Linked DNA regions of Homo sapiens: region 1 is linked to region 2. A link is an interaction called in ENCODE POLR2A ChIA-PET data of the cell type or tissue named here. Cell type or tissue: MCF 10A. All regions are shown on one strand. Each heading gives the region's core, and the rest is flanking DNA. Links, peaks and the distances in the headings are about the cores only. Region 1 holds the start of ADH1B (alcohol dehydrogenase 1B (class I), beta polypeptide). Region 2 overlaps ADH6 (alcohol dehydrogenase 6 (class V)).

The links. ChIA-PET counts read pairs that join two places held together with the same protein. Peaks named below come from ENCODE experiments on the same cell type or tissue, not always from the same donor. Only the 100,000 strongest peaks of a DNase experiment are listed, where the experiment ranks them.
Region 1: POLR2A ChIA-PET joins it to region 2 with 8 read pairs; 1 of 35 experiments calls an interaction of 5 or more read pairs at or near these places.

The regions. Positions count from the first base shown.
Region 1 is chr4:99,320,377-99,334,322 of GRCh38, reverse strand. It overlaps ADH1B (alcohol dehydrogenase 1B (class I), beta polypeptide), which reads left to right and starts at 12,922. Exons shown (of 9, transcript NM_000668.6): 1 at 12,922-13,009. The coding sequence starts at 12,992. RefSeq lists an enhancer at 12,650-12,756 and a promoter at 12,650-12,956. In MCF 10A, for the core only: no CTCF peak of the experiment used is centred there; DNase peaks (open chromatin) are centred at 9,152 and 10,432.
Region 2 is chr4:99,191,952-99,207,140 of GRCh38, reverse strand. ADH6 (alcohol dehydrogenase 6 (class V)) reads left to right here. Exons shown (of 9, transcript NM_001102470.2): 8 at 2,078-2,216; 9 at 2,898-4,502. The coding sequence ends at 2,922. LOC100507053 (a long non-coding RNA gene) reads right to left here. Exons shown (of 10, transcript NR_037884.1): 4 at 2,710-2,784. Among named protein-coding and RNA genes, the nearest start is that of ADH6, 20 kb to the left of the region's middle. RefSeq lists an enhancer at 1,574-2,075. In MCF 10A, for the core only: no CTCF peak of the experiment used is centred there; DNase peaks (open chromatin) are centred at 1,370, 1,810 and 4,420.

The DNA of each region.
Region 1 (13,946 bases), core at 5,947-13,946, 120 kb before region 2:
TTGGATAAAAAGAGAAAGAAAAATTGGTGGGACAAAAGTAAAAGTGGAGCTGGTACCAAACACTGATTTAATGAGATGGATGTTTACATATATTAACTTGGTTTGCTCATTTCTTTTACTTAGATCTCAGGGTCCAGATCACCTGCACGGCACTATCACAATCACCATAGAACCCACAGGTTGCTTAACACCTTACCAATAAAACTAATAAACAAAGATAACCAGAGAGATAAAAATATCTGGTTTCCATTGTTTCCAGGCTTGCTCTTTGAGGTATTTGACACTTCAGCAAATAACTCCGTAGTTATCAGTGAAAGCAGGTCAGAGAGATCAACAGATAATTCTTATGGAAATGTATTTAAAGACTACTACTCACTCAGAAACCAATAACGTACTGTGTTTTGGAAGATATCTAATTGCCTTAAGGAGATATAACTACAGTTTTTGAGTTTTTTGTTTGTTTCTTTGGTTTTTCTATTTTTATTTTTTAAAGTTTTATTATAGATTCAGGGGTACATGTGCAGGTTAGTTATGTAGGTAAACTCATGTCATAGGCAGTTGTACAGATTATTTTATCACCCAGGTACTAGGTCTAGTATCCAATAGTTCTTTTTTCTGTTCCTCTCCCTCCCATGCTTCACCCTCATGGAGGCTCCAGTGTCCATTGTTCCCCTCTTTGTGTCCATATGTTCTCATCATTTAGTTCCCATCTCATACCAGTCAGAATGGCTAGGTCTGACAAGGTTGCAAAGAAAAGGATATACTTATACACTGTTGGTGGGAGTTTAAATTAGTTCAACCATTGTGGAAAGCAATGTGGCAATTCCTCAAAGAGCTAAAAACGGAACTACCATTTGACCCAGCAATTTCATTACTGGGTATAAACCCAGAGAAATATAAATTGTTCTGCCATAAAGACACATGCATGCTTATGTTTATTGCAGCACTATTCCCAATAGCAAAGACATGGAATCAACATAAATGCCCATCAATGGCCAACTGGATAAAAAAAAAATGTGCTACATATACACCATGAAATACTATGCAGCCATAAAAAAGGAAGATATCATGTCCTTTACAGGAACATGGATGGAGCTGGAGGCCATTATCCTTAGCAAACTAACAAAGGAACAGAAAACCAAATACCACATGTATTCACTTATAAGTGGAAGTTAAATTATAGCTACAGTATTGAAACATTTTTAGGTTATTGTAAATTTAAATAATAAACATCACTTAGATGATACCATGTTTTAGGTAGGTGGGAGAAAAGAGCTCAGAAATAACTTCAAGACTAAATACTTATTTTGAACCTTAATTAAAACCTCAGGAAATTGGAAGCAAAACAAAAGCCAGAATAAATTATTTCATTAATGGAAGGAAATTCTAAGGCTTTTGATTTAATCTTTCCAAAATCTTCAAACTGTAATGAATAGCAGAAATAATTTGGAGCAGTCAAATACTATTTATTTTACATTTGGTATCTTCTCCTTCTTCAGGGACATTTAAAGACAGAGGACATTCAAAATGTGCTAGTTGACTTCTGAGAGTCAAAGAGCTTTGTGGTTCTCTGAGCTATCTGCTCTCCATCTCTCACAATAGTTCTGAGCAAAAGGAAGAATGAGGCAGGGCAGGGATAAGTATTAGATCCAAAATGAATACCTAAAAGAGAAAATGGCAATTTTCTCTTTTAACCTGAAAGTTCCATTCTATTGATTGGTACCTAATGCAAATATTTATGCCTAAATTTAAAGAATAAGGAGGAGTTTGATGGAAGCAAAACTAGAGGAGGGCATCCAAGACCAAGGGTTCAGCAGGAAACAGCAGAGCACGTTAAGGAATTACAAGAACTTAAAATTAATGGCCTGTAAACTTCACAATGGGAAAGGTCTATGGCCAAGTAACAATGATTCCTGGATTCCTTACAAGAAGTTTAGATTTTACCCTCTAAGAACAAGAACGCTGTTAAAACTTTTTGGAGAAGATTGATGATATGATCAGATTGGCATATTAAACTCATTCTTTTGGCCTTGAGGAGGGTGTATTAGAGGTGAGGAGAAGAATAGAGAGGGTGAGGAGAAGAATAGAGAGAATGAGGAGGTTTTAGCTGTGAACAAGACAGAATGGATTCTGTTTCAAGTAGTGACAAAGGAAAAGCAGGGAACCAGATAAATGAGACATTCTTAGAACATATCAGTGACATGTCATCAATATCAAGAGTGTGTGGTAAAAAAGGAAGAGGAAGAAAGCTAATTCCAAAGCATCAGCCTAACAACTTGATGTGGTTGTCCAAAGGTTGTCCAAATTTACCAACTTAGGATCTAAAGACAGTATCAGGTATTTGTGGGGAAGCTGGTTGTCTTAGTCCATTTTCTGCTGCTATAACAGAATACCTGAGACTGGGTGATTTATGATGAACAGAGAAATGTATTGGCTCACAGTTCTGAAGGCTGGGAAGTTCAATATCAAGGTGCCAACATCTGTTGAAGGCCTTCTTGCTAGATCATCACATGGTAGAAGGTGAGAGAGTGAGACAGAGCAAGAAAAAGCTAAATCTACCTTTTTGTAATGTAGTTAACCTCACCCATAATGGCAGAGCCTTTTGCCCTACTTTGTATGTATGTATGTATGTATGTATGTATGTATGTATGTATGTATGTATGTATTATGAGACAGTGTCTCACTCTGTCACCCAGGCTGGAGTGCATGGCATGATCTCGGCTCACTGCAACCTTTGCCTCCCAGGTTCAACTGATTCTCCTACCTCAACCTCCTGAGTACAGGATTCCATCACCACACCCGGCTAATTTTTGTATTTTTTGGTACAGACAGTTTCACTATGTTGCCCAGGCTGGTCTCGAACTCCTGACTTCAAGTGATCTGCCCACCTCAGCCTCCCAAAGTCCTGGGATTACAGGCATGAGCCACTGGGCCTGGCTAGCCTACTTCCTTCTTTAGGAATGGCACCTCCTAATACTATTACAATGGCAAGTAAATTTCAAATTGAGATTTGAAGGACTAATATTCAAACCATCACAATGGTAAAGTTTGGGAAATGGACTTGATGAGTTTGAAGGCCCTCTAGGATTTTCAAATGCAGTTTTTTATGCAAAGTCTACCTCCCGTTCAGAATGGGAGGTGCATGCCTGTAATCCCAGCACTTTGGGAGGCCGAGGCAGGAGGATCACAAGGTCAAGAGATGAAGACCATCCAGGCCAACATGGTGAAACCACGCCTCTACTAAAAAAATACAAAAATTAGCTGGGTGTGGTGGCACACGCCTATAGTCCCAGCTACTCGGAAGGCTGAGGCAGAAGAATCACTTGAACCCAGGAGGCAGAGGTTACAGGGAGCCAAGATTGCACCACTGCACTCTGGCCTGGTGACAGAGCGAGACTCCATCTCAAAAAAATAAAAATAAAAAAAATAAGAAAAGAAAATAATGGGAGGTACAGTTGTTGTAGGGCCAACTCTTAGTCATTTTTGTGGGGCAAGAATCTCTGACCTCAATTAATAATGGAGTCCTTACAGTCTCTTTGTTACTTTTTCACAACTACAAAAATTGTTGGCTAAACCCTCCACTTAAAACTCCTTATGTGAATATCAGAAGCAGAAATAAAAGCAATTTTATCATTTAGCCAGTATATAGAATTTTTAAAATTATGTTATACTATGTTTCAATTCTTACATCATAATCTTTCATAAATTATGCTAAATCTTGTCTCTATTCTATAATTTTTTTCTATTTGAAGCTGAATTTTTTATTTTTAAACACTTTTAGTAAGTTACATTATCTTGTCAGTTTCTCCCATGCCTTCCTACAAGTGAAAATCTTATCCCAAGTGACACTGGCATCTCTACTCACCAGTCTTTTTTATATCATGAAAAAGTTTGTCCAAATTCTCTCCTCTTTCTGAAGGCTTTCCTGGAAGAGATCCCTTTCTAAACATCTCCCTTAATTACACATAAAAGTTTACTCTAAAGTTTTTGAAAACGTGCTTGAAAAAATAACCAGAGTTGAAAGTGATTAATTATATAAAACATTTATTCACGTGTATATTAGTTTTCTATTTCTGAGTAACAAATTACCACACAATTATTGGCTTGAATGAACACCATTTATTATCTCATGGTTTCTGCAAGTCAAAAATCTGGAAACAGCTTAACTAGTTGCTCCAATTGCAGTCTCAATGGTATAGGCTGGCCTGTGTTCCTTTTTGGAGCTTGAGGCCCTCTTTCTGGCTCACATTGCTGGTCCCAGAATTCAGTTCCTAGTGGCTGTGGGACTGAGGCTTCCAGTTTCTTGCTGGCTGTTGACCAGGGAACAATCTCAGCATGGTTCCCTCCGCACATCCTCTCATGCTCCCAAACTCCTGACTCCAAAACCCCTCAAGTCTAACACAACAGAGTCTCCTATAATGTCAGATGATCACACACCTGACTATTCCATCAGCACTTGCTCTGTAACACAACCTAATCCATGGAGTGGCTGTCCCATCATATTCAAAGGTTCCATCCCCAAGCCATGTAAGCATAAGGGATCATACAAGGCATGTACACCAGGGAGCTGGAATCTTGGGAGTCAGCTTAGAATTCCGTCTATCATCATGTTCAATAAGCTTGGGCTGCTATACCAAACATAACAGACTGGGTGGCTTAAACAACAGACATTTATTTCTCACAGTTATGGAGGCTGGGGAGTACAAGACCAAGGGGCCAACAGAACTGGTGCCTGGTGAAGGGCAACTTCCTGGCCTGTAGACAGCCACCTTCCCTCTGTATCCTCACATGACTGAATGAATTATCACCTTGTGTCTCTTCCTATAATGGCACTAACCCCATTCAAGAGAGTGAAATCATCTCCCAAAAGCCCCACCTCCAAATACAATCACACTGGGGATTAGACTTCAACACGTGAATTTTGGTGGAACACGAAACTTCAGTCCATAGCACACAACATGGCAATAGAATTCATGAGGATGCTCTCGATGTCAAGTTCCTATAAATTATTAAAGAATGTGATTGACATTCTTTAAAAAGTTATTAAAGAAATTTGATTGGCCTGCTTCTATTTAAGACTTTCAAGAATATTATGTAAAGGAATTTGTACTATAGGGCAGATAGTTTACATAGTTAAGGGATTGTATTTATATATAAATATGTATTCCAGCGTAGAAATTATTGGCTAGGTCTGTAATCAAGTATTCCACAGAAGTGACTTTATAAGTGCTGAAACAGGATGATAGACACAAGGCTGAAGAGGATGGGGAGAAAATGCGTATGGTTGTGAGAATATATTGCTTTGATTCTTTGACTTCTCATGATATATAAAAACAAAGTGGGAAGTTGACTCCAATAATTTCATAAAAGTATTTCAAATCAAATTCTGAGCATGGATAAAATTTTCAAATTTTGGTATAAACAAATAAACTATGAAAGAAAATAATAGACAAGAAAAAATATTTTCAACATATATGATTGACAAAAAATGATATCTCTAGTATCCAAGTGCTTTTTTATTTAAAAATAGATAATAGGAAAATGGACAATGATGGAAATTCACAGAAGAGGAAATTAAAATGTCCAGCAGCCATACTAAATGGCACTGGGCCTTGGAAGTGGTCAAAAAATACAAAATGAAGCAAAATGAGATATTACTGCTTATCTATTAGCTTACACTGTTGGTAGAAATGTGCATTGTCTTAGGTTTCTGACAAGCAATTTGTGATATTTATTAAAATTTCCAACATGCACGCCCCAAGCAATATCACACTTGGGAATCAACTCCATAAAAATAAAAGTATATTTGTGTAAGAATATAGAGACAAGGCTACTTACTGCAGCCTTATTTGTAGAAGAAAAAAGAATTTTAAACTTACTGATTGGCAAAATAAGGAATGATAACTCCCTATTTTGAATGGTAAGTGAATCTTTTAAAAACTAGGGAGTCGGATGTCAGGCACACCTGTGATTCCAGCATTCTAGGAGGCTGTGGCAGGGAGATCCCTTGAGCTCAGGAGTTAAAGACCAGCATGGGCAACATGGCAAAGCCCTGTCTGTTGGGAACAGGCCCCCAAAATCTGGCCATAAACTGGCCCCAAAACTGGCCATAAACAAAATCTCTGCAGCACTGTGACATGTTCATGATGGCCATGATGCCCATGCTGGAAGGCTGTGGGTTTACTGGAATGAGGGCAAGGAACACCTGGCCCATCCAGGGCAGCAAACCGCTTAAAGGCTTTCTTAAACCACAAACAATAGCATGAGCAATCTGTGCCTTAAGGACATGCTCCTGCTGCAGATAACTAGCCAAACCCATCTCTTTATTTCAGCTCATCCCCTTGTTTCCCATAAGGAATACTTTTAGTTAATCTATAATCTATCAAAACAATGCCTATCACTGGCTTGCTGTTAATAAATACATGGGTAAATCTCTGTTTGAGGCTGTCAGCTCTGGAGGCTGTGAGACCCCTGATTTCCCACTCCACACCTCTATATTTCTGTGTGTGTGTCTTTAATTCCTCTAACGCTCAGGCCCGCTCGGTTAGGGTCTCCCTGACCAAGCTGGTCTCGGCACCTGTCTCTACAGAAAAACACAAAAATTAGCCAGGCATAGTGGTATGCAACTGTAGTCCCAGCTATTTGGGAGGCTGAGGTGAGACAATCACTGCAGCCTGGAAGGCAGAGGCAGAGCCATGATCGTGCCGCTGCACTCCAGCTTGGGCAACAGAGCAAGTCCTCATGTCAAAAAAAATTATATCTTAAAATCCGGAGGGATTAATATAATGCATCACTAAGTATAAAAAGCAAGTTACACAGTAATGTGTACTATATGATCCAATTTTTGTGAAAGACAAAACAAATTAAAATTTGTAATTATATATAGGTTTGTATGAGCATAGAGAAAGATATAGAAATATACAGAACAGGCTGTTCATCTCAGAAACAAGGATCTGAAAAGAGTTGAAGAACTAAAGTTAACTTTTTAACCATAACTGTTTGGTTTTACTAGTTAGGATGAGATTTATAATTTTATTACTTTTTTAACTTATAAAGAAACTATAAAGAAAGACTCCAGCTGCCAACATGTACATGTAATTGTAAAATAAAGGTATTGTAATTGTAATTTTTATTATTTAAAAAAAGTCTGACCAAATAATTGTCAAAATAATATAAACTGTCTCGGTCACCTCTAAAGCCTTAAGAAGATGTTATGCATTATGGAGTAATAGAGTCATAGAAATGTTTTCTTACTGGATCATTCAGGAATCTAAGATTATCAATGGCAGACATTTAAGTCTGGATATAAGAAAATTCTCGCAGGCCTAAATAGAAAACTTTTAGAACTATTAAAGATGAGATTATTATAAGGTCCAATAGATTTTTGGCTATAGTCTTGCAAGATTAATGCGAACAAGCTTTTGGAATTACCTGGGTAGTCCTGGGTTTTGCCTTTTTTCTCCCAAGTGGCTTATATTTGAATTTTCAATTGCCCTCTTGGGCCCCAGAGTGCTGGCAGCTGGGCATGTGTCTTCTACATGGAAACTTCCAAAATCATCCTTTGAAAAATCTGACCAGCCCAAGAGAAAATACCTACTCTTACTGACATTATATCCCCCAGCAATTAATCCCGCCAGATAGTTCTGTAGCAAATCTCACATGACACAGATGCCACCCTTGTATTCAGAGCTTCCCAATAGCTCATTAGTGCCCCATCCTGCAACAGAAGACAACCGAGATCATCAGAAATGTGGAGTGATTCTAGCTTTGTAATAGGAAAGATAGAAACAGGCAAAGAAAAAAGAAGTTGGAAGAAATAATCCATGAAATAAAAAAATTCAAAATTTTTTTAAAAGCTGTTATTAATATTTGTAAAAAGATATTACATACATGAAAAAAGAATATGTTGCCATAAAAAACTCTTGAGAATTAAAACTCATCACAGCACAGTAGAAATCCAATAGAAAGAAAAGATCTCAATAAATTCACCCCTTGGTGTAACTTTTTCTCCAGAAGATTACTAATGAAGTGCCCCAAAACTGATAAATTAATTCAAAGAAAGATGTGGTATCTGAGAAGCTGATGCTCTCACCCTGAGAAGAGGGAAGGGATTCCCCAGGATGAGGGTGAGGAGGCTCCAGGATGGCAGGTGTGGCCTGATGCAAAGCACCTCCTGCCCACATGGAAGTAAGTCAAAGACTCCAGGGAGATACACAGCTGGGAATAAAATTTTCAGGGACTATGTCATCATCTCATATCTCAAGCAATTTAAATGGAAATAAAATTGACATGTTCTGGGAAAATATGCTAAAAAATTCAAAAGTGGCTTTAAGGCTGACGAAGACATACAAAATACATATTTTGTATGTATTATACCATTTTGTATAAAATGGTAATAACAGTAGAATCTGCCTAATAGTATTATTGTGAGGATTACATGATCTGTTAATTGTAAAGCATTTAGAACAGTAAGTGGCACATACTTACAGTGACAAGGATATTAGCTATTTTATTGATATTTAGGTTATTAAACTCGAGTTAGGCTTCCTGGGATCCTGGCTCCACCACTAGATGTGTTACATTGGGAAATTTATACAATCTCTCTAAACCTCAGTGTCTTCATCTGTAAAATGTGCATGGCAATGGTATCTACCTGATAAGTTAATGCTAAACATTGCTATAAGTAAGGCAATGTGTGCACAGAGATTAGCAAAGTCAGCACTCCATGGATGTTACATACTGATACTAATCAGTTGTAATTTTTACAACAAAATATATTTTTAATTTTCAAAAGGAAAAAATTCTCCACCATTAAAGAACTCTTTAGCTTTTAGATATTTTTATATTGTGACAACCATACCATTTGTATTACTTTGTATTGTTTTAATAAACACTTGGTATTCCCACATCATCTCAGTAAATGTACTTTTAAGCATATGCCAAGCACATCATCAGAATAACTTAAAATGCATCAATAACTCATTTAAAATACATCAGTAAATCATTCGTGGAGCATTCAGATCGTTTGCAGTTTGGCTATCACAGAGAAGGCTGGATGGAACATCTCTGTTTTTGGATTGGGCTTCTTAGATTATTTCCCAACTGCCTTCACAGGAGGAATGTAAACAAACATTTTGTTCTCTCACACACGCTCTTCATGGAAGAATTCCAGGCTCCACAGCCACAGCCAGTCCAGCAAGCATTTCAGTTCCCTCAACATCTTTGGCTTCAGTACCAAAATCAAAATGAAATGCTAATTGAGTAAGAATTCATGGTTTTGAATGTGGGTATTTTCAAAAATTCCTCTAGGAACTTAAAATTTACTCTACTTATTGTAATATTCTATAGATTATTTATGTAACTATTCCATTCTCAAGTTCTATTTATTGCTACTAAAGTCCCTCTCCCACTCTTCATTTTGCATCTCATCCCCAAAAATGCTTTAAAGTCTGTTATTTATGCACATACTTGAAATGTTACAATTTTTTTCTAGCAATCATCTTTACAATAATATTAATCTTACCATTTTGCCAAATGATTTAACCCCAAAAATGAAGAATTTGTACTGAAGGTACTTTCTGCCAGTTACAATATTATTTCTTAGATCCAGGTAAATTATTGGCCCATGGGGAAAAGGAGACAGTTGGATCTCTTACAGAGATGCTAGTCTGTCCTTCTCGAGGCTTTGGAGTCACATCTCTGCACTACTCATCATTACATGCATAATTATATTAGAGATGCCAGTCCTTGCCTTCCACTAACCTTCCAAGAGAGCTTGTGGTAATTTGTTACATCAGCAATAGAAAATTAACACACCCTTCTTGCAAACATGGCCATCTACAGGCTGTGGGTAGACACATCTCCCTCTTTGACCACAACCTGGAAAAGCTCTCCAATTTTAAGAAGCCATAAGATTAGATTAGGTTCACCTGGATAATCCAAGCTAGTCTTCCCATCTCAAGACCTTTAACGGAATCACACCTACAAAATTCGTTTTTTTCCATGTAAAGCAATATATTCCTAGATTCCAGGGATTAGGAGTGGACCTCTTTGAGGGCCATTATTCTGCCTAGCACACCGGGGATCGCTGACCCAAACTGAAGCAAGCATATCATCTCTCTGGATAAGCTGCATTTATAATATAGTAGTTGGTGGAAATGTAATATAGAATCGGGCTGGCTTACAGAGACACACACAGAGAGAGAAACAGAGGAAAGTGATGCCCTGTGACCCCTAGAGAGTGACAGGGTTACCTTTGGACATTCCAGATGTTGCTACAGGCCTGCCATGGCCCTCTGATACTAGAACACTGACACTCAATCATGTGACAACTGCTCTTCCCCTCCATTTAAACTTTTAGAAGGTGGGGCAAAGAGTAAGCACAGAGTAGTTGCCAGATGGTATTAAGAAAGATCTCTTGACTCTATGAAGTTTGTGCCAAAGTTCTTTTGGCAGTTCATGGAGCCATGTGTTCACAAAGTGATGCAAGCTCATAAGTGGATATCACATTTCCAAATTCATTAGGGCCTTGAAAACAAGGTGGTAGTGGCTATAATTCCCTGAAATGCTATGTCTACAGGTGTGAGAGAGGATTAAACAGAAAAATGTATAAAAGGGGGTATTAGGGGAGAAAAATGTTTTCAAGATTCTTTGTCCATATGCTGACTGCATCTATACCTCTCAACTGCAACTCATCTTTCTTAATAAATCTTAATAAAATATCTTTCTTTCAAGGCTTCCTCATTCTCAAATTAGATGTCATTCATTTAATTTAGTCAACAAATATCTGAGCACTCACCCTGTGCCACTCATTGAGTTAAGAGCTGAGAATTCACAATGAAAAGACGGAGTAGGGTCTTCCTCTTTTGATTCCACGTTGAACTTTCTCCTGGCACTCACCACTTCCTGCTTCACAGGAGGGTTCTCTGTCTTCTCTACCTGACCACAGCCAATCCCACTGCTAATCTGTAATCCCTTAAAGAGGAGACACCAGATCTTCTGGATTATGGGACTGCTCATAGAACAGTGCGTGTCCTAACATAAAGGAGCACAAGAATTCAACAATCTTTCATTAAACACCTATTGTACACATGAAACTAGGTACAGTTGAAGATTTAAATGAAATTCAAGAACATCTCTGACCAGAAATTTCCAGTAGAACTTAGGAGACTGATCTCTACACTAAATATAAAGGCCACAAAAGAGAATGGGCCCTAAAACCACAGGAGGGATGCTAGTATGACAGGGATGGAAAGAAGTGAAGCATGACTGTGAGATGGCGTTAACATATCTCCACAAGGGCGACCTTGTCCTAGATCTCAAAGTTTGGGGAGGATTTGAATGGGCCAGAGGGACAGAAAAGAAGAGAAAAAGCATGATGAGCAAGAGCTTGAATGAGGAATGGATTCCTCTTTGGAGGACCACAGAGATACATGCTTCTAAAGAGCATAGGCCCTGTATTGGAGAATGGTGAGGAATAGTTGGATGAGAAGGCTAAAGCCAGGTTATCTGGGGCTATCTTCTTTCCGTCATACCTTTCCAAACTAGAAGCAACTAAAATCATAGGACCTCCTTTGCTTTCTATTGGGTGAATGTTTCTCAGTCTTGGTGTGAGTCTCAGTGCCTACATAATTAAAGCTTACTGAAATGTTCCCTTGGCAATTTTAGAGAAATATGTCCTCTATGCTAACATGTTCATATTGACAGACTATATCTAATTAAATAGTTGCCTGTATAGTTTTATGACGCCTCCAAGTGTGGATAAAAGAAAAATCAAACTCCTATGCTTGGAAAGCCATGAGGATACTAGCTACATTGATCAAAGGGTAATGGAAATGATCCAGTGAGGATTTTGCTCCATTTCTCACAATTATTTAAAATCTGCCACAAATGCCTGTTCCTCTACAATGCCTCCCCTGAGTCCTTCATTCTGAATAGCAACTCTGTCTCTGTTCCCAAAGCATTAACTGACCCCTGTGATAGGGCACTTCCCAGCCAGGCTGATATGTAGACTTGGTTTCCTGCGTGTCTTTTCACTATAAACTGTGAGCTTTCTTTCATGAATAATAATTGTAGCTAACATTTAGGAGGGTGCTCCTATCTGCAAAACTCCATGATGAGTGCTTTACAAGGATTATTTCATTTATTCACAAACAGTCCTTTAAAATGACGCCATTATTCATCTTCATCTCACAGATAAGGAAATTAAGGCAAAAAAAATTCAGTGAAATAATAAGTCCAAGTACACAGAACAAGTAAGGAACTGGGTTGGCCTGGTCCCACAAGCCATGCCATCACCGCTGCCCCATACTGCCTCTTGGCACAGGCAGAGGTCATGTCTTATTCATCACTGCTACTCCACTGGACCCAGCTTAGTGCCTGACACAGGGAGGTGTTCAGTCCATACATACTAGTTTTGAGTGGAGCAGAATTGCCAGGCACAGTGATCCCCTTTGCTGTGACTAATTGGGTGTCTGATTCTCTGCTGTAAAGACAAAGAGGCTGCTCTCTCTATCCTACTTCGTTTTTCCTGTTTTCTTACTCTTCTTCCTTCCTCGCCACCCCATGTGCATTCAAAGTTGCAGCTTAGTGCAGACAAAGGGAATACAAGGCAGAACGACCTATGTGGGATTGAAAGAAGAGAAACAAGGAATTCCAGAGGCCGGGGGGGGGTGGGAAGTGAGGAAAAGAGAAAGTGATTACAATTTATCACTTTAACTTAATATTTAAACTAATGAAAACAAAATCTTATCTAGAATTTGGAAGTCAATATTTTGATTGCTGGTTCAGTACCCTTTTATCTGTTTTGACAGTCTGGGAATAATCCAGTGGGTGTGGCTTAAAGACATAGATCACGTGTGGAATTGGAATTGGATGTTACACAAGCAAACAAAATAAATATCTGTGCAATATATCTGCTTTATGCACTCAAGCAGAGAAGAAATCCACAAAGACTCACAGTCTGCTGGTGGGCAGAGAAGACAGAAACGACATGAGCACAGCAGGAAAAGTAAGCAAAAAATATATTACTGTTGGTAATATATTCTCATCAATATAACAAAGAAAGGAATACAGTATTTGATGAATAATTTAAAATTCATATCTAAATTAGAAATGATATGCTGAAATATGATATGCAATATACACCTCAATATGTAATGTATACTGAACTGCAGTGGAAATAAGCTATTCTTAAGTACCTTTAACAGGAATGTATAGAACCTGTGTCTATTAGTCTTTATTTCCTACATTAAATAAATTTACAGTAAAATGATAGTTTATTCCAAGCTAATCATGACTGATTTGTAAATCTAAAGTTAGAAAAGTCTTTAATGGCAAGTTATCTTTATAATAAGAAACCATAATTCAAATGTGTTATTATTTTTATTCAAATTTTTTATGAACACAGGAAAGTTGTCTGACAGAAGTTTGATGAGAGGAATTTGACTCAGAAGACTGAAATATCCTTTAACCTTACTATAAAATATCTTACAAAATACTCATTGATTTCACAGCATTAGAATCATCAAGGTTAAGCAAGACATCAACATGCAAATTCTGATTAAAAGGGGTCCATTATGATACAATTCAGGGAATTTCCACAAAAATCCTATGGAACAGTATCTTCCCCATTTAAAAGTTAATATGGTTTTACAGAAAATCAATGATACAATTTGAATAATAATACAATTTGAATCACTTAGCACTAGGAATACAGATATTTGGTTTTTTCTTCTATAAATTTGTACTTATTTGCTCAATGTGTTTACAGGTGCATGTGGTCATTCAATATAATCAATTGATTTTTTTAATTGTTTAATTACATAAACCTGTGCAACTATGTCCAGTCCTTTTTTTGTGTTAGGAGTGTACCACACTGTAAAATATCTCACTATGATAATTCAATTTAAAGGTTCTGAGGCTTCTCTCTGCATTGTGTGACAAAC
Region 2 (15,189 bases), core at 1-8,000:
TTCAGCGAAATTATACACCTGCCAGCTGGGATTCTTTGGAGAATATACTTAGCCATTAGTTGTCATTGTTCAACTCATGTAAAATCTTATCCCAAACAAATGAGTTGTCACGCTACCAACTCAAATATATTAAACACAATGGATTCTTGATTTAAAAGAAATACTATTGATTAAAAAAAATAAGAATTATTTTACCCAGAGGAAAAATATCTTATAGAATCCTTTGATTTTCTGTTTTTTACCTGTCCTGGAACATTTTTATAGACTTTAGAAGACTATTTTATTGAAAAAGTAGAAGACAAACTAAATTAAATAAATCTGCTTAAGATTCTGGGCTCATAAGCAAGAAATCTGAAATTTACGAAGAAATGTATTTATCCAGAAACTCTGGGCAATCTGAATGCCTGGGCAAAAAGAGATGAGAATTAGAGGAGTGCCTGAATTACTTGCACAAGTGAGCTGTCTGTAGTCCCCAAGTAAGCTATGGCAGCATGTTATTACAGATATTAGAAGCCTTACCTAATTCATTTATAAAGAGTAGATACATGGCAGGACCAGCAAAAAAAAAAAAGTAATAATCCAGTTATATATATAATCTATTAAATAGAAGAACTGTAATTTCAGTTCTTCTATTTAAGATCATTGAATACATCCATTGCCATTTCTCTCTATTGTATTTATAGATGATAATGTTAATTCAAAATACACATACTCAGCTAAGTCTTATAAAAATAAGATTACCAATATTCTTAAAACCCTCAGTGAATGAAACTAATTCACTGGCCACTCTAGCACTCATATAGTGATCATTAATGTAAATTAGTTTATTCCACAAATAGTATAGTCCTCTGGTTCAATGATTTTCAATCAACAATAGCATTTAACAGGTGTTGGACAGTCCTGCTAAACCTCCCACAATGTGCAAAAGAAAGAATGTTCCCCACCCAAAATGCCAGTAGTGCCCTTGTTGAGAAACACTGCCTAGTCCCGTCTGTGGTCCTAGAATTTTCTTTCCTATGTCATTTGGTTGAAATAAGAAAAAAAGTGGAGGGTTGACATAGATGTAAAAATGTTTTATCAGATCACCAATCAAAATATAAAAACAAATAGAAATATACACTGGCCCTTCATGTCATGACATAGAACAGTAATTAGTATTCTTGGTTACACATAACAGAAACAAACTTAAATTAAAAATAAATCTATTAGAAGAGTTTGTGGTAGTTTGGAGAAGAAGTTGGGGAGCCTAACCTAAGCTAGAACCAAGAAAAGCAAGTAATTGTCAAGATCCTATCACAGAATAATCCGCATAGAACACTAAGCAGATTACGCCACATTATACTTTGCACAATTACACCACACCCACCCTTTCTAGCAATGAGCAGACTGCCAAAGTCTGTGTGGTAACTCACTGAGCGTGGCACTTAGCACAGTGCTAAATTTAATGTGTTTCTTGAAAATCACGGGAATAGAGAAAATACAATGCTAAACTACATCTTACCTTAGCTAACTCCATCTTTGCTTGTTCAATTCTTACTTCCAGAAAGCACATTTTATTCTTATATTGCTTTGTACACATTCTTTTCCCAAGAGCTTTCACTGGGACTGCTGCCACAGTGAGAGTTCTTCTTTTCCTTTAAGCTATTTGACTCTTTTATGAAGTGGCAGATCAAAACATACACATGAGGGAATGCACACACAAAAAAATGTGCTATATTTAACATTTGAATTGCTTCTTTCCATGATTCCCAAGACCTTGGCCTTTGTTATACATTAGATATAGATTCACTGCTCCCCAGAGATTGCAACATGACACCAGGAACACTCAAGGCAAGGTCCACATTCTATCTGCTTTGAATTAATTCTCCTCTGTAGTACCAGAAGTCTCCTTTAGGAACACAGCCCTCTATATAATGTGTGTGGTTGGGGTAGGCATTCTCCTGATGATTGAGGCAAGTAAACGGGACAGGCTTAGATTTTCTCAGTCAAAGCCAACAACTTCAGCAGTTACTTTGAATGACCTTTCCTTTATAATGAAGCCTCATGTGTAAAATTCATCATTAATCTGTATTTCCAGGCTGGAAGAGCAGACAGCACATCCCTAAACTGGTTGCTGATTATATGGCAGAGAAGTTGAATCTAGATCCACTAATTACTCATACTCTGAATCTTGATAAAATCAATGAAGCAGTTGAATTAATGAAAACTGGAAAATGGTAAACTGCCCACATAAATTTTATGTCTGTGTGTTTGAGACCAAGAGAAAGGGTGTATTGGCTTGGGAGTAGAAGAAGGGTCGTCCCTGCTGCAGAAGCTGTATACTGATAATTGAAGAGGCTTTCAGGAATTTGTAAAGCATCTCCTTCCCCTCTGCATTTTGTTTTATTTCTAGCTAATAAAATACATAATCCTGAAAGTATTTAAGTGTTCACCTACCGTTACTTTTGCCATTAGCATTGTATTTCCAATATGGATTTTTTTTTTACATGACATATTAATGGAAGTCAGCTTATAAAATTGTAGCTCAAGTTTAAAAACATAAGAAGGTAGTTCACAAATAGGCCATTGTTGTATTTGTTGTTCTACTTTGGGGGAGAAGAGGAATTATTCATAGGATTCCTAATTCTGAATCCTATCTTTGACCCAAAAAACAGAAACCAGCCATAACCCAGAAACTGGCATTCCCCACACGAGTATAAGCTTGCTTACCTACTTTTTACCCTTGGAGTTTCATGTCATTTTAAAAAATCTTCCCATGGCTTATTTAATCTTCTCATTTTTCACCTAAAGAGAAAAAAAATCTAGTTTACTGCTCTACAAAGTGAGAATTTGAAATCCAAAACACAAATGTTGCTCTAAAAATGTTCCAACCTTTTTTCTCTTCTTCTTTTTTTCAGTATCCGCTGTATCCTGTTACTTTAAGTACAATGTAATACATGCAAGACCCAAAGGATATTTCACCAACTCAATGGCATTTGATGTAATTTTCATGATTTAGAAGAATTATTCACCCAATCCCATTTCTATATTCTGACTTCTGATTCACTCCGCAGTGGACCTATATCTGGCTTCTGACCTAACCATTTCATCAAAATTGTTCTTACGTAACCCAGTGTCACCAAGGATCAGCCTCCTTTTCAGAGCTAGATTAAGGTTGGCTTGAATCACTCAACTCCACATCCTTCAGACATAAAAGGTCAATGCAAGATGCTCCCATTTTCATAGTTCCTCTACCTGTGGACCTTTATATTCTTGTACACTATATGTCTCTCTCACAGGCCTAGACATGAAACTCTGCCATTTTACTCTAAAGAAACAAAACTCCGCATTAATGAGTTTATTGAAGATTCAGGTTAACCTGAATCAAGTTAACCCAGTCTCAAATGCTCACTTATCCTATCTCCTTGGCACAAATCTCTCCTCTCCTGGATTGCCAAAGAAAATTCAAATTATTCTTCAATTAGTCAGGATGATTTGACTATCAGCAGTTCATAGTACCCATCTTCATAACTAAGCCACCTAGGGATCCAGCAGAAAAAAAAGGGATGAGGGGAGTCATCATACAGGAGGTGGATCATTTAGCAGGATCCACACTTCCTACAAAGCGGTTGTAATATTAAATAACAAAACTGTTTTTTATTCCAATCTTCACATAAAACAGGAATAATTGTATACTTTCTTACTAATGTGTTCCATGGAGTTTTTCCTCCAAGAAGTGGCTTAGGGGAAAATGAGCCCCAGTAATGCTTTGTGGCATCCAATCCTTCTACCCCGACCCTTTGACTTTCTGCCCCAGCCCCTCTTAGTTCTCCTAGAATTAGGACTAAGGTTAAGTGCCCTCTTGGGATATGACTTCCTTCCCTTCCTCTTGATACAAAAAGAGCCTATTACCAACCCTCATACACACAAGAGTTCCCTTCCTAGTTGCAGACTCTTCTGCTCCAGCTGGACTCCCCTAGCTCTGGACTCCCACTAGATCACACAGGGGTCCCTGCATGTCAGTAAACTTTGGATGACCTTGGGAGACCAAAAAATGGAATATCATTTTTTGATCTAAACAAAATAGTTTCCTGATTTAACACTGGCCAGGAAGGTGGGCTGCACCCTCAGTCTCTCTCTCCCATCATGGTTTTCACATGATATCAAAGGACTCTCATAACAGTCTGATTCTTATGAGTTGGGCATCCTGTGTTTCCCTTTAGGGGCCTGCTTCCTTCAAATAGAGGAGATGGGTGCTATGAAACCTATTCACTCTGGACTTGGGATGGCTCTTCTCCATCTTCCCAAGTCTGAGCTGGAGCCTCCATGCCCAACTCTGCTCTGCTCTTCTATTTCCTGACAGCAGCTAAGGCATGTTCCTGTTCTGCCCCCAAATTGACCTTACTAACAGTGAGAACTTGGAGGAGTCTTCGGGTCTTGGGAAATCCAAGTTTTCCCGGAAACGTTTTGTTGTAAACAGTGTCCACACTCTTTGCTCCAATAAAGCTCGGTTCCTTAAGCCACTTTGAATGTCTTGTTATGGTGTAGCTCGTTGCAAAATTCACCTAATTTTATCACAAATGCAGGAACTTTTTTTCCTTCCTGTTAATATACAGTCAAACATATTACCAAGTACTGGAGACTATCTATATCACTGTATAACCATTCACTGTTGTTGCCAGCTTCAAGACCACATTTGAATCCTATCAGGCCCAGTAAACTCTGTGAATAGACTCTGTGAACTGTCTCTAAGTCTCACTGTTTTGTCCACATTAAGTGTCTTGTTTGAAGCACAAAGTAAAATCTTTCTTTCCAATCCCTGTCACTGCACCTCCCTAGACAGTCACTACATGGGGCAGTTTATGGACTTCAGCAATGTTTACCTAACTCCAGATCCACACTATAGGAGTCCAGCCTTCAGGGAGAACTAGTTTTTTACATTTTTTGCCTGCATAATGAGAAGCTTTAAGTTTTTCATATTTTTACCTGAGAACAAGAATAATTACATTCTAGGCTATCACCCAACAATAATAAAATAATATGTGTCCATGCAATATAAATGCCCCATACTAACACACAAGGTACATGCAAAAGCCCATTATTGCACCACCAGGAATATGCACTACCAAACATTGAGAGTTAATGTTCCCTGATAATTTTCAAGTGAGAACCATCAGCTCCTACATATTCACAATGAAGCCTTTATACTGATATTGGCACAAGCTTCTGAAAATGTTTTAAATCCTATACACACCCTCAGTTTCCTATTAAATGTTGTAAGTTAACACTAGGGTTCTCTCTAGTGGTGAAATTTGACATTTCCCTACGCAATAATTTCAAAAGAATTTGATTTCTCCCACTTATTTCTCTCTAACATCATTCATAAGCCAGACGACCAATCACTGGAGGACTGACAAGAGTATGAACTTCGTTCTTGTTTTGTTTTGTTTTTGCCTTTTTGATGAGCTTTGATAGTCTCTTAACTAATCACTCACTCAACCAACATTTATTTAGTAATGTACATAGTATTGAAGACTCTATACAGCTTGACATCTAGGGACACAGATATGAAAGTAATTAAAATGCAATATAGTAACTATTATATCAGAGGAAAAATCAACCAATAAACAGAGGGGAAAAATTAGTCCTACCTAGGAGAGATTAGAGAAAAATACACAGAGAAGGAAACCTGAAGTTTAGCCTCAATGGGTGCATCAGGTTTTGCCAAGTGGAGAAAGAATATTGCGAGCCTATGTAATAGCATGAGAAAAGTTCAAGTTGGTGAAAGAGTATGGGCTGTGATGGTGAATGTGAGAAAGGTGAGAGAGAGGTGTGGCTGGACCAAACAATGAAGAGGGGGAAGGATTTAGTTCTATAGACCAGGGATAGTTACAGAGGTTTTCAAGGAAAGGATTGGCATGCCCAAATCTGTGTTTCAGAAAAACATGACTTTTCAGCCTGGGCAACATAGCAAGACCTATTCTCTACAAAAAGTTAAAAAAAAAAAAAAAAATTAGCCAGACATGGCGGTACATGCCTCTAGTCCCAGCTACTCGGGAGGATGAGGTAGGAGAATCTAAAGCCAAGAAGTTGGAGGCTGCAGTGTGCCAGGATTATGCTACTGCTCTCCATCCTGGGCAAAAAAGCGAGACCCTGTCTCACAAAAAGAAAAACAAAATGCCTTTGGCAGCACTGTGGAGGATAGTATGAAGAGGACAGAGACTGGAAGTAGGAAAAATAATTGACAAGCTGTGCGTTAAGGCACAATTGAGAAGCTGTGTATTAAGGTGCAATTAAGGAGAAAAATTTTGCATCTAAAGCCAATGGCTGTGAGTACAAGTTACATGAAAGGTTCTTGTAGCTGCTGCCATCAGTACCTCATCCATATTCCTAGGACCTTACCACTTCTCTGTGCCCCATTAGCTTTCAGCTGCTGGTGTCAGCACTCTCATGTCTGAGGGCTTTTGCCAGAACTATAGAAGATTGATCTGCCTACTTCTGTTAAAACAGCCCAGAAGACCTAGGGAATTTATACCCCACCAAGCAGCCCTCCACAAGTGACTGGTAGAAGTCTCTACAAAATAAACAAGGCCAGAGAGTTTTCCATGAGATTAAACTCTAGTTGCCCCCTTTGGTAGCCAGTTTTAAAATGCACTCTTATACTCAAGTTTATATTAGGACTTATGTAGGGCCTATTATGTAGGCTATCGTGAACTATATTAGGACTTATGTAGGGCCTGTAGCTCCTTTCTTTTGGCCAATTTATCCCTTTTGGAATAGGAGTAGTTACCCAATGCCTGTATCCCCATTGTATCTTGGAAATCATTAACTTGTTTTAGATTTTACAGGTTAATGGGTAGAAGAGACTAGCCTTGTCTCAGATGAAACTCTGGACCTTTAACTTTTGAGTTAATGCTAGAATGAGTTAAGATTCTGAGGGGCTGTTAGGAAGGCAAGATTGTATTTCAAAATGTGAGAAAGACATGATATCTGAGAGGGGTCAGGGGCAGAATGATATAGTTTAGATCTGTGTCCTTGCCCAAATTGCATGTCAAATCTTAATCCCCAATGTTGGAGGTGGGTCCTGATCGGAGGTGATTGGATCATCGGGATGGATTTCCCCCTTGGTCCTGTTCTCATGATAGTGAATGACTTCTCATGAGGTCTGGTTGTTTAAAAATGTGTAGCACATCCCCTGCAACTTTCCTCTTGCCCCATCCATGTGACATGCTTCCCTCCCACTTTGCCTTCTACCATGATTGTAAGTTTTCTTAATCCTCCCCCAAAGCAGAAGCTGCTATGCTTCCTATACAGCCTATAAAACCATAAGCCAATTAAACATATTTTCTTTATAAATTACCCAGTCTCAGGTATTCCTTTATAGCAGTACTAGAACTAAATAATACAACACATAGTCATCAGATTTTCTAAGGTTTACATGAAAGAAAAAATATTAAAGGCAGCTAGAAAAAAGGGGCAAATAACATATAGAGGAAAGCCCATTGGGCTAACAGCAAACCTATCAGCAATAACCCTACAAACCAGAAGAGATTGGGGGCCTGTATTCAGCATTCTTAAAGAAAAGAAACTACAACCAAGAATTTCATATCCAACAAAACTAAGCTTCATAAGTATAGGAGAAATAAGGTTATTTTTAAACAAGCAAATGCTAAGGGAATTTGTTACCACCAGACATGCCTTACAAGAGGTACTTAACAGAATGTTAAATATGGAAATGAAAAACCATTACTGGCCACCAAAAAAACACACTTAAGTACATAGACAGTTGACATTATAACCAACTGCACAATCAATTCTGGATAATAACCAGCTAACAACACAATGACAGGATCAAATCTCCACCTATCTATGCTAACCTTGAATGTAAGTGGGCTAAAAACCCCACTTAAAAGGCACAGATTGGCAAATTGGATAAACAAGCAGGACTAGACTATATGCTGTCTTCAAGAGACCCATCTCACATACAAAGACAGAAGAGGCTCAAAGTAAAAAGATGGAGAGAAATCAACCGAGCAAACAAAAGTAGAAAAAGGCAGTGTGATGGTTAATACTGAGTGTCAACTTAATTGGATTCAAAGGATGCAAAGTATTGATCCTGGGTGTGTCTGTGAGGGTGTTGCAAAAGGAGATTAACATTTGAGTCAGTGGGATGGGAAAGGCAGACCCACGCTTAATCTGGGTGGGCACCATTTAATCAGCTGCCAGCATGGCCAGAATTTAAAAGCAGGCAGAAAAATGTGAAAAGACTAGACTGGCTTAGCCTCCCAGCCTACGTCTTTCTCCCATGCTGGATGCTTCCTGCCCTCGAACATCAAACTCCAAGTTCTTCAGCTTTGGGACTCAGACGGGCTTCCTTGCTCCTCAGCTTACAGACAGCCTATTGTGGGACCTTGTGATCATGTTACTTAATACTTCTTAATAAACTCCTATATATATGTGTGTGTGTGTGTGTGTGTGCGTGTATATATATATATACATAAAATACCTACGTATTAGTTCTGTTTCTCTAGAGAACCCTAACTAATACAGATTTTGGCACCAGGAGTGGTTCTAGAGGAACAGAATATTAAGGATGGAGTTCTTTCATTGGTTTTGGGATTTCTGGAGTTGGCTGCTTAATATGATTACACCCAAAAATGCTAAGGACTCTACTTCTAATAGTATGGAGAATACTGGTAGTCCTTGGTATGAACTGTTTAGACAGTTATGCAAAATAAATGCATTTGACACTACTGATTCACCACTCATGAGAGGCAAGGAGTTTAGTGACTCTATAAGTAATACCTTTGACTATATGTGGAGAACCAAGAGACACAATGAAGTTGGTTGGTTGCTCCTAAGTTCACTGGACAGAGTGAAGAAAGAAAATGATGAACTCAGGGATTCTAACTCCAGGCATCAGAAGCAGATACTGAGCCTCAAATCTGCTAAGATTGCCCTGACAGTCTTATCTCCTGTAGAGAAGAGCTGAAATTGTGGAAAAACAGACACAAGCTCTTATCATGCAAGTGGCTGACCTGCAATGATAGGTGCATGGAGAGCCCCACCAGGTGTCTCCTGTTAAAGTGAGGGCATTGATTTGAAAAGAATGAGACCCTGAAACTTGGAATGGGGATGTGTGGGATGACTGTGATGAAGCTGGGGACACTGAGCTTGTAAACTCTGATGAACCTTCTTTGCCAGAAGAAACAGCTTCCCCATCTCCAGCAGCGGCAACACCCCTCCCCAACCCATGCTGCCATCAGCCTTTCCACCTTTGTCTGAAGAGATATACCCTGTACTGCCTGAGGCAATAGTGATGGCCCCCCTTGAACAGTTGCCAGGCAAGATAATGTTGATTCACCTCAGGAGCCACCCCCAACACCCCCGTTTGCTTCTAGACCTATAATTAGACTAAAGTCCCCACAGACCCCTAGAGGTAAGGTTGAGTGTGACCCATGGGGAGGCACACTACACTCGAAAAGAACTGCTTGGGTTTTCTAATTTATATAAGCAGAAATCTGGAGAACAGGCATGGGAATGGATAATAAGGGTGTGGGATAATGGTGAAAGGAACATAGCACTGGGTCAGGCTGAATTTATTGATTTGGGCCTACTAAGTAGGGATTCTGCAGTTAATGTTGCAGCTTGGGGAGTTAAAAAAGGTTCTAATAATTTATTTGCTTGGTTAGCTGAAATATGGATTAAAAGATGGCCCACTGTGAGCGAGCTGGAAATGCCTGATCTCCCTTGGTTTGATGTAGAGGAGGGGATCAAAAGGCTCACAGAAATTGGGATGGTGGAGTGGATTAGTCACTTTAGATCTACTCATCCCAACTGGGAGGGTGCAGAAGATATACCTGTAACCAATGCTTTGTGAAATAGATTTGCGAGGGTAGCACTTGCATCCTTGAAGAGCCCTGTGATTGCTCTTCACTGTATGTTAGATCTAACAGTGGGATCGATAGTCACTCAATTACAAAATTTAAATACAATGGGAATAATTGGATCCTGAGGTGGCAGGGGCCAAGTGGTGGCACTCAAACATTAAAGGCAAGGTGTACGTAACTACTGTAATCGACAGCAAAGGCAAAGCAGCAATCAGAATAGTCTGCCTCATGTAGAGCTCTGGCATTGGCTAATTAATTATGGTGTTCCTAGAAGCAAAATTGATAGGAAAGCTACTGCATTCCTACTTAACTTATATAAGCAGAAAACTTTCAGGTCGAATGGACAAAAGACTAATTTGAGTTACAAAAACAGAGAATCACAGCCCCTCAAGCAATTTCCAGACTTGGGCCAGTTTACAGACCCAGAACCTCTTGAATGAAGGGGAGGCCAGTTCTTTTTTTTTTTTTTTGAAGTAAAACTGGTTTTATCGTTTTATTTATTGAAAACTCTGGCACAAAATCTACAAAAAACTATCAGATGAAATAAATGACCAAGACTACAGGTCATAAAATCAATACACAAATGTCAATTGCATTTGTAGTACACCAGCAATGAACAATCTGAAATTGAAATTTAAAATACCATTTACAACAGCATCAAAAATATTTGAGTCAGGCATGGTGGCATGCACATACAGTCCCAGCTACTTGAGAGGCTGAGGCAGAGGATCACTTGAGCCCAGGAGTATGATAGCTCACTGCAGCCCCAGAAAGAGAATGGAAAGACAAGCCAAAAACTGAAGCAGCTATTTGCAAATCACGTATGGGATAAGATTGTGAGTGTGTTTTGGTTTTTTCTTTTTTTCTTTTCTTTTTTTTTTTTTTTTTTTTTGAGACAGGGTCTTGCTGTGTCTCAAAAGAGCTAGAGTATAGTGGCATGCTCACGACTCACTGCTACCTTGACCTCCCAGGCTCAAGCGATCCTCCCACCTCAGCCTCCTTAGTAACTGGGACCACAGGTGTGCATCACCATGCCTGGCTAATTATTGTATTTGTTATAGAGGATGGAGTTTCCCCATGTTGCCCAGGCTGGTCTCGAACTCCTTGACTCAAGCAATCCACCTGCCTCAGCCTCTCGAAGTGCCAGAATTACAAGTGTGAGCCACCACGCTGGGCCCTGGTAAATAATTTGTATCCAGGCCGGGCGAGGTGGCTCACGCCTGCAATCCCAGCACTTTGGGAGGCCCAGGTGGGCGGACCACAAGGTCAGGAGTTTGAGACCAGCCCGGCCAACGTGGTGAAACCCCGTCTCTACTAAAAATACAAGAATTAGCCTGGCATGGTGGCAGGCACTTGCAGTCCCAGCTACCCGGGAGGCCGAAGCAGGAGAATCACCTGAACCCAGGAGGCAGAGGTTGCAGTGAGCCGAGACCACACCACTGCACCCCAGCCTGGGCAACAGGGCGAGACTCTGTCTCAAAAAAAAAAATTATATCCTGAGTGTCTATTTTTTGAACTCTCATACCTCAATAATAACCCAAAAAACAAATGAGCAAAAGGTTTGAAGAGACATTTCATCAAAGAAGCCATATATCAATGACAAATAAAGGCATGAAAAGATATGCAGTATCATTAGTCATTAGAGAAATACAGATTAAGAGAAAAATACAAATTAAGACCTCAACAACATACCCTACCTATTTGATGGTAAATTCCAAAAGACTAGTCATACCAAGAATTTGTCAGAACATAGAGCAACTGAAACTCATACACTACTATTGGGAATATGAAATGGTACAACCACTTTGGAAAAAACTTACGAAGTTTCTTAAAAGGGTAAGCATATATTTATTTGCATGTGATTCAGATGTTCCATCCCTAGGTATTTACTCAAAAGGAATGAAAGCACATGTCCACAGAAGGACTTGTACACAAATATTCATAGCAACTGTATTTGTAATTGCCTGTAATCCCAACCCTTTGGGAGGTCAAGGCAGGAGGATTGCTTGAGGCCAGAAGTTGGAAACCAGCCTGGGCAACATGGTGAAACACTGTCTCTACTAAAAATACATAGCAATCTCAGCCACTAGGGAGGCTGAAGAAGGACAATCGTGTGAGCTTGGCAGATGGAGACTGCAGTAAGCCATGATCGCACCACTGCACTCCAACCTGGGTGACACAACAAGATCCTGCCTCAAAAAAAAAAAAAAAACAAAACCTGGAATGCAAATACCCATTAACAGGCAAATGGGCTGAGAGTGGTCACACCTATAATCTCAGCACATTGAGAAGCCAAGGTGGGAGGATTGCTTGAGGCCAGGAGTTGGAGACCAGCCTGGCAACACAGTGAGACCCGCATCTCTACCTAAAATACAACAGCTGATGAGCTAGAAAAAACAAAATTGGAAAGAAAATACCATAATGTTTTAAGAAAGTTTACAAATTTGTGTTGGGCTGCATTCAAAGCTGTCTTGGACCTTATGCAGCCTGTGGACTGAGGTTTGGACAAACTTGCTCCCACCTACTTAGGGAGGTTGGAGAGGGAGGATTACTGGAGCCCAGGAGTTTGAAGTTGCAGTGAGCTCTGATTCTACCACTACAATCAGAGTGAGACCCTATCTCTGAAAACAAAACTAAAAATAAATTTAAGATAAAAATTAAAACCAAGATGGGCACGGTGGCTCACGCCTGTAATCCCAACCCTTTGGGAGTCCAAGGCGGGTGGATCACCTGAGGTCGGGAGTTCGAGACCAGCCTGACCAACATGGAGAAACCCCGTTAGCCAATCAGGGTGGCCACAGTATGCCTGTAATCACAGCTACTCGAGGGGCTGAGGCAGGAGAATCGCCTGAACCCAGGAGGCAGAGGCGGGAGGCCAAGTCTTCTTAAGAAAGGACCCCACACCTGGCTAACATGGTGAAACCCCGTCTGTACCAAAAATACAAAAAAATTAGCCGGGCATGGTGGCGGGTGCCTGTAGTCTCAGCTACTCAGGAGGCTGAGGCAGGAGAATGGCATGAACCCGGGAGACAGAGCTTGCAATGAGCCGAGATCGCCCCACTGCACTCTAGCCTGGGTGACAGAGCGAGACTCCATCTCAAAAAAAAAAAAAAAAAGAAAAGAAAGGACCCCACTACATTACCAACAATTTATGCAGTGAATCTTTCTCCCATCCTTCCCCAAGGAGCCCTCCAGCATTTTACCAGGGTAACTGCACTGGGGAAAAGGAAATAATCAGACATTTCAGGGACTACTGGACATTGGCTCTGAGCTGATGTTGATTCCAGGGGACCCAAAATATCATTGTGGTCCTCCAGTTAAAGTAGCAGTTACAGAGGTCAGGTAATTAATGGAGTTTTAGTTCAGGTCTGACTTACAGTGGGTCCAGTGTGTCCCTGAACACATCCTGTGGTCATTTTCCCAGTGCCAGAATGCATAATTGGCATAGACATACTTATCAGCTGGCAGAACCCCCACATTGGCTCCCTGACTTGTAGACTGAGGGCTACTATGGTGGGAAGGCCAAATGGACACCATTACAGCTGACTCTACCTATAAAAATAGTAAATCAAAAACAATATCACATCCCTGGAGGGACTGCAAAGATTAGTGCCACCATCAAGGACTTGAAAGACGCAGGGGTGGTGATTCCCACCACATAGCCATTCAACCCTCTTATTTGGCCTGTGCAGAAGACAGATGGATCTTAGAGAATAACAATGAATTATTGCAAGTTTAACCAAGTGGTGACTCCAATTGGGGTGACATAATTGAAATTGTAGTTTCATTGCTTGAGCAAATTAACACATATCCTGATACCTGGTATGCAGCCATTGATTTGGCAAATGCCTTTTTCTCCATTCCTGTCCATAAGGCCCACCAGAAGCAATTTGCCTTCAGCTGGCAAGGCAAGCAATATACTTTTACTGTCTTACCTCAGGGGTTTACCAGCTCCCTGCCTTTGTGTCAAAATCTTATTCAGAGAGCCCTTGATAGCTTTTAGCTTCTGCAAGATATCACACTGGTGCATTATATTGATGACATTAGGTTGACTGGATTCAGTGAGCAAGAAGTAGCAAACACACTGGACTTATTGGTGAGACATTTGTGTGCCAGAGGATAGGAAATAAATCTGACTAAAATTCAGGAACCTTCTACCTCAGTAAAAATTTCTAGGGGCCTGGTGGTGTGGAGCCTGTCAAGATATTCCTTCTAAAGTGAAGGATAAGTTGCTGCATTTGGCCCCTTCTACAACCAAGAAAGAGGCACAACACCCTGTGGGCCTATTTGGATTTTGGAGGCAACACTTTCCGCATTTGGTTGTGTTACTCTGACCCATTTATCAAGTGACTCAAAAGGCTGCCAGTTCTGAGTGGGGTCCAGAACAGGAGAAGGTTCTGCAACAGGTCCAGGCTGCTGTGCAAGCTGCTCTGCCACTTGGGCCATATGACCCAGCAGATCCAAAGGTGCCTGAGGTGTCAGTGGCAGATAGGATGGTGACTGGAGCCTTTAGCAGGCCCCCGTAGATGAATCACAGAAGAGCATCTAGGATTTTGGAGCAAGGCCCTGCCATCTTCTGCAGATAACTACTCTCCTTTTGAGAGATAGCTCTTGGCCTGTTACTGGGCTTTGGTGGAACCTGAATGTTTGACTATGGGTCATCAAGTCACCATGCGACCTGAACTGCCTATCACGAACTGGGTGCTTTCTGACCCATCTAGCCATAAAGTGGGTCATGTACAGGAGCATCCCATCATCAAATGGAAGTGGTATATATGTGATCAGGCTTGAGCAGGTCCTGAAGGCACAAGTAAGTTACATGAGGAAGTGGCTCAAATGCCCATAGTCTCCACTCCTGCCTCCCTGCCTTGTCTCCACCAGCCTGCACTGAAGGCCTCATGGGGAGTTCCCTATGATCAGTTGACAGAGAAACAGAAGACTAGGGCCTGGTTCACAGATGATTCTGCACGATATGCAGGCACCACCTGAAAGTGGACACCTGCAGCACTATAGCCCCTTTCTAGGATGGCAGCGAAACATAAAAATGTTGACAGATCACTAGCTAGACTAATCAAGAAAAAAGAAAGAGAGGATACAAGTAAACATAATCAGAAAGGGCAAAGAGGACATTACCACCGACCCCATAGAAACACAAGAAAGCCCTCAGAGACTATTATGAACACGTCTATGCACACACACTAGAAAACTTACAAGAAATGGATGAATCCCTGGAAAGATACAACCTCCAAAGATTGAATCAGGAAGAAATTGAAACGCTGAACAGACCAATAATGAGTTCTGATATTGAGTCAGTAATTAA